2 separate regions of the Homo sapiens genome follow, and region 2 is linked to region 1. Evidence: chromatin loops called from intact Hi-C (ENCODE). Cell type or tissue: psoas muscle. All regions are shown on one strand. Links, peaks and the distances in the headings refer to the core of each region. The heading gives the core; the rest is flanking DNA.

What was found. Peaks named below come from ENCODE experiments on the same cell type or tissue, not always from the same donor. Only the 100,000 strongest peaks of a DNase experiment are listed, where the experiment ranks them.
Region 2: it touches region 1 in a loop (4-fold over the local background); 3 of 110 quality-filtered maps call a loop at or near these places.

The regions. Positions count from the first base shown.
Region 1 is chr17:37,123,399-37,126,313 of GRCh38, reverse strand. ACACA (acetyl-CoA carboxylase alpha) reads left to right here. Exons shown (of 56, transcript NM_198834.3): 48 at 520-616. Among named protein-coding and RNA genes, the nearest start is that of MIR2909, 91 kb to the right of the region's middle. In psoas muscle, for the core only: no CTCF peak of the experiment used is centred there; no DNase peak of the experiment used is centred there.
Region 2 is chr17:37,066,515-37,069,429 of GRCh38, reverse strand. No RefSeq gene overlaps it. Among named protein-coding and RNA genes, the nearest start is that of MIR2909, 34 kb to the right of the region's middle. In psoas muscle, for the core only: no CTCF peak of the experiment used is centred there; a DNase peak (open chromatin) is centred at 1,499; H3K27ac peaks cover 1,100 bases.

The sequences.
Region 1 (2,915 bases), core at 97-2,596:
TGTAGCGGAGAAACTGAGTTCCTATTTTTCCCTCCAAATTTGGATCCTTATCTGATCATTAATACTTATTGTTTGGTTGTTTTTAGCCTTCAGTTAAAAGAAAGTCAGTGGAATCAAACAAAATTGTAAGGCAAGTTTTAAAATAGAAATAGACATTTTGAAAATATCTTTAATGACTTGGCAGCCTTTTGACAAATGTTTGTAGTGTCTTGAAGAAAGTCAAGTTATTTATTTAAAAGCATGCAAACTCTCTCTGCTAGCTAAACCTTGTCATTTAACAATAAATGATGCTTTTGCTGATAAATGATTCTTTTTATGCAGACTAGCAAATGAAATAGGAGATGATGTCTGAAGGCAGATGAACATTCAGCTGCCTAATGCTTCCATCTATTATAATTTGGTTAAAAACAACAAACTCCCCAAAATAATCCCCCAAACCACCTTAAATTCGTCAGTTCCAGCACATTGTCAATGGATTCACTGTCCTTATTCTCTGTTTTCTTTCTTTCCCTTCTGTAGCCCAAAAAGGTCAGTGGTTGAGTGGCTTTTTTGACTATGGATCTTTCTCAGAGATTATGCAGCCCTGGGCACAGACTGTGGTGGTTGGTAGAGCCAGGTAAGAGCTCTTTTGTTTTGGCAGCTCTTTTTCCTCCCAACTAAAAATAAGAAAGAAAGAGCCATGGCTCTATAGATATATACCAATAATGTTCTCTTTGTCTGAACTGTCTGAGAATATTGGATTATAGCCATGCCCAAGGCAAAATAATTGGAGTGCTGGTTCTCAGTTGCCATTTTGTGTGTCACTCCAATGATGCGTTTAATCTGAAGGCTAATTTTGACAACACTTCCTTTTTATAATGTTTCAGGAAAAACACTTTGGGAGCTGTAAAGCCCAACTACAATAGCCAGAGCCCACCAATGACTTTCCCTCTCCCAAAGACAATTTTCTTTCAGGAATAGGTGACAAGTGATTCAGAGACTCATCTGCTTTTCTATGTAACTGGAAAGAGGTTCTTCGTGGCACCGAGATTATTTAAGTGACAAATGTACTATATTGGATTATAATCAGATGTGAATTGCCAAAAAAAAAAAGTTTACCTGAAACAGGAGTAAAATAAGCTGAAATAGGTTGCCAAGATACCTATATTTTTGAAGTGGGAAATTGAAGTTTCTATTAAATTTTAATACCTACTCTAAGAAGTGCTTCACTCAACAGCAAGCTCTGTGCAAAATAATCTGTAGTGCTTGCTATAACGAGCTATAACGAGCACCTGCCACGACTGATCTTAATCTACTTCTGCACTGCAGAGACATGCTGCTGAGGGACCGCATCTGGAGCTCACCTTCCTCTGGGGGCAATCAGTTTTCCTTATCTTGGTGAAAAGTGGCACCTGCTCAAGATTCTCAAACATGCCACATTGGGTTGAGATTTAGATTCTAGCCTTGAAAATAATTCTAGGCTCTGTGGTTCTCTCAGTACAGCAGGTCAGCACGCCTCCATGCTGCCTGTGACAAGAAGCCATCAGAGGGCAAATCCCACAGACAGGGTCTTCCTCTGTGACTCTGAATAGGATTCTGGCCTGGAGTCAGCTCAGACTGAATGTCCCAGAGCCTACCTGTCTGTTTTCTTTAAAGTCTCAGGTCTTTTATCTCACCCCAGGCTTCTCAGTCCCAGTGAGAAGTATTCTCTGTGCCTGGTAAAATTCCCAGTGGGGAGCTTGGAAGTAGGAGATACACTGGAGCGAGAACCCTGATACTCGACTCCTGTATCAGCTTGTTAGATTCCTCACGGCACACTAAGACCAACTTTTTTGAGATTTGTCTCATCTATTCTGCTTCAATTTTCCTGTCTGTGAAAAAACATGACAGATTTTAAGTCTCAGAAAGCCAAACCTTTGTTAAGTTCTTTAAGATCCTCCCATGGGAAATAAGAGAAAAATACTTTACACTTATGATTAGAAGAATAGGGATTGCTTTGCGACCAAGATCAGTCAAGCTTGGCTTTGGTTAGCTCTGTCATTGTTTATTGCAACACTCACTCTGACTTCCTCCTTTCTTTCTATCTGACGAGTTCTGGGCTTCTTACTCCAAACGTATACACATACTCACAAGTATATAAAACACAAATGGAGCTCTAGCTTCTTTCAAAAGCAATGGCATTTCAAGAAATAAATATAAATGTATTCGTCTGGGATTGTTACTGTAAGTGCTGCCAAAACTCATCTTTGGTATGTATGTTTGGAATATGTGTGCTATTGGCTGTAAATTGTCTTTTATTATTCCATGGCACCTTGTCCAGGGACACACTATAAAACAAGATGTAGCATCTTCATGTGCTAGCCTGATAAAATTTATATGAAGTATAATAGAAAACAGAAGTTGTTCTGAGCTGTTTTCAAGTTCAATAAATAACTGTAATACTTGGATAAAGATGTTCTTTATTAGGTCACATGGGCCCTAATATATAAGTTATAAGTTACCGATTTAGGGTGGCTTTTGCAATTACAAGTTTCCAGTTGGATTGTTAATCATTGTGAACAGAAATATTTCTAAACCCTCCTGTGTATCTCCTGCTCGTTGTCTGGTTGTCTAGAGGGCTTTTGATTCTGATTCAGTGCAGGCAAGTGACAAGGGGGTGGGTGGTCTCCACTCAGGCCCTTGTCAGCCCTCTTGTGATGACAGGAATCCATTTTCACTAGCCAATTTAACAACCAAAGGCCATCTGTCATGGAAAAGTTTGTTATGGAGATGCTGTGAGAAATGAGAGACTATAACCCATCCCAGCCCCAACCCCAAGGAATGCAACAGTGAGAATGAAGACTGCATCACATTTTCCAGAGTAAAGACTCACCCTGTACTTTGTCTTGCTCTCTGATTTTTCCTAGAAAATCTTTATGAGGACCAAATTGGGAAGT
Region 2 (2,915 bases), core at 297-2,796, 57 kb after region 1:
AACATAAGCTTTCATTCTCAGCAATTCCATGCCTAGGTATCTGCCCAAGGGAAATGAAAACATCTTTCACAAAGGCTTGTGATTGCTCCTATCAGCTTCATATATAATCGCCCAAATCTGGAAACAATCCAAATGTTCATGAATAGGCACGTGGATAAACAAAATGTGGTATATCTACACAATGGAAGACTAGTCAGCAATCAAAAGGAATGTACTGATATATGCTACAATAAAGATATAAACACCTCATGCCAAGCGAAAGAAGCCAGACACAAACACTCCAGATTGTATGATTCTTTTTAAATGAAATGTTCAGAAAAGAAGGCAAATTACCTGGGGCTGGGAGCAGGGAGTTCCGGCAAAGCTAGAGGAACTTGTGGGGTGATAAGAATGTCCTAAACATGGGCCGTGTTAGTGGCAGCACAACTCCACAGATGTAGCAAAAACCATGGAATTGTACATTTACAACAGGTGAGTTTTATGGTATGTAAATTCTACCTCAATAACAACACTGTAGAAAAAAAATGGAGACTGGGCATGGTGGCTCATGCCTATAATCTCAGCACTTTGGGAGGCCAAAGCGGGTGGATCACCTGAGGTCAGGAGTTGGAGACCAGCCTGGGCAACATGGCAAAACTCTGTCTCTACTAAAAATACAAAAATTAGCTGGGCGTGGTGGCGTACACCTGTAATCCTGGCTTCTCAGGAGGTTGAGGCAGGAGAATCGCTTGAACTAGGGAGGTGGAGGTTGCAGTGAGCAGAAATCATACCACTGCACTCCAGCCTGGGTGACGGAGCGAGACTGTCTCAAATAATAACAACCACCACCATCACGGGGTAGAGGCTACACAGACCTTACCCCGCAGCCTGCCCTCCTGCCCTGCAGCTGTTTCCACAAACGCCTCCTCCTCCTTCCATCCCCAGCTGCTCTAGCTGCTTGCCAGTTTCTTTTCAGCTCCAGCCTGGCTGGTTCAATGGTCACCCTCCTATCTGTCCTCACACGGGACCCAGCCCCTCCTCAGGATCAGCAGCTGCGGCCATCAGCTGTCCTCGCCCAGCTCCTCCAGAACAGCTTGTTAAAAGGGATCCACCTGGGGCTGAGTTCCTCCAGTTGGTCCCGGTGAGCTCTCACGTAAGAGTAATGAAGTTTAAACTTCTCTTTAGCAGCTAAGCACGGAAATTGACCCTGGCACCTTGCTAAGCTAATCGAGTTACAAAACGAATCCTTTAGGATCAAATTCATTACAACAGCCGCATCTATGACCCATTTTATTATAACCTTTTCTCAAAATCTGCTCTGGTCCGCCACCCTCTGATCTTGCCCAACCAAGCCCTAGTTAGCCTGTGTCTGAGGACGCCTGGCGGGCCCGGCGGGATGCTGTGGAAGGTGAGGGCTTCCAGTCACCTGTAAGCAACCTCGGTCGTACGTGCCCAAGGCTCAACTCCTGCAATCTATTTCTGTGACCTCAGGTCCCAGCAGAGCTCTGATTTCAAGCCACAGCCCTGGCCCAGGCCCAGACTGTGTTTATGACTCAGCATCCAATAGGCATGTAAACAAGATTACATCACAGATTTTCCCTGGCCCATACCTCCCGGTCCAGACTCTGGCTGAAGAGGGACATTGGAGCTTGGCCCTCAAGGAGCTAGCTCCACAGAGTCACCGCCAGCCATGAGGGAACTTGTCACCTAGCCCTCCTCTCACCTGCACAGGCTCAAATCAACCAGGAGCAGGGCTCCCAATGGGTGAGCTTTATGCAAACACCCGGGGTGGGGTTCCTGGCCACCAACCTCTGCACGTGGTGCTGCCTGGAGGGAAGGTTCCGGGACTCTGGAATGGACTTCTGCCCAGTAGGAGTGGCGAACTTGTGGCTCTCACGGCTTTGCGTTATTTGTTACAGATACACCTCCACTACTTTACACACTATTAGAAAGTTGAGTACCCCAAATCACTTTTAGGCACATGCAGAAATGCAATTTTAGGAGGCAGAAACTACTCAACTCCAGCAATGCATCTAGACTCTACCCTAAAATATCTGCATATTAAACTACCAAGGACAGTTAAGCTTTCAAAGGGAGAAGATCAAAGTGCTGTCATCTTTTAATTTAATCCTTTTGTTGCATCAATGATCTTAAGAGGGATGAGAGAGATCAAAATAAAAATGGAAACAAACTGTATCTTTGTGGCTGTTGTGTTTTAGTCTTTTTTTTTTTTCTCAATTTGGGCCACAAAATAGGTCAGCTCCATTACTGATCAGCCTTCCCACAAATATTTAAAACAAATTGAATTGCATACCCAATACCCATCACAATTACACCAGGCACAATAACTAAATTAGCAATTCAACAAAATAATTGGAAATGCGATTCTCTCTATTCCACCAGTCTCCCTCGAGGGTTGAGCGGATCTATGGGGGAAAGCTCAGCTTTCCTAATTCTGCAGCTAATTAGAGACACACTTGTAAATGAAGTTGTTTGTCTTAAAGTTGAAATTCTCTTCTGGGGGTGGGGGAGAGGCAAGGAGAGATGAGAAAGTCCTTCCGCTCCGGAGCAAGTGTATATAAACAGGTATAAAAACCCGTGCCATACCTGCAATTAATAAAGCATCACTATTTTACCTTCACTTATCTGGTAATGGACGACTTTGGAAGAACCAGCCTGGTTGACAGCCTCGTAAGCGGCGCACATTTCTGATGGCACTTGCGACCAGTCACTGTGGGCTGCCGTTTTGGGAGGGGGCGGAAGTGCCAGGACAGCAGGAGCGGTCAGTGGTGGCCAGTGTGTGCTGCCGGCTCCCACGTGGCCCCCCTCGGTTTGGGACAGGAGAACCAAAGGCTCACCCTAAAAGGAAGCAAGGCAGAGAGAGGCTCCCCCGCCCAACAGACCCTCCCCTCCTGTGGACCGCCGTCAGCAGCCGA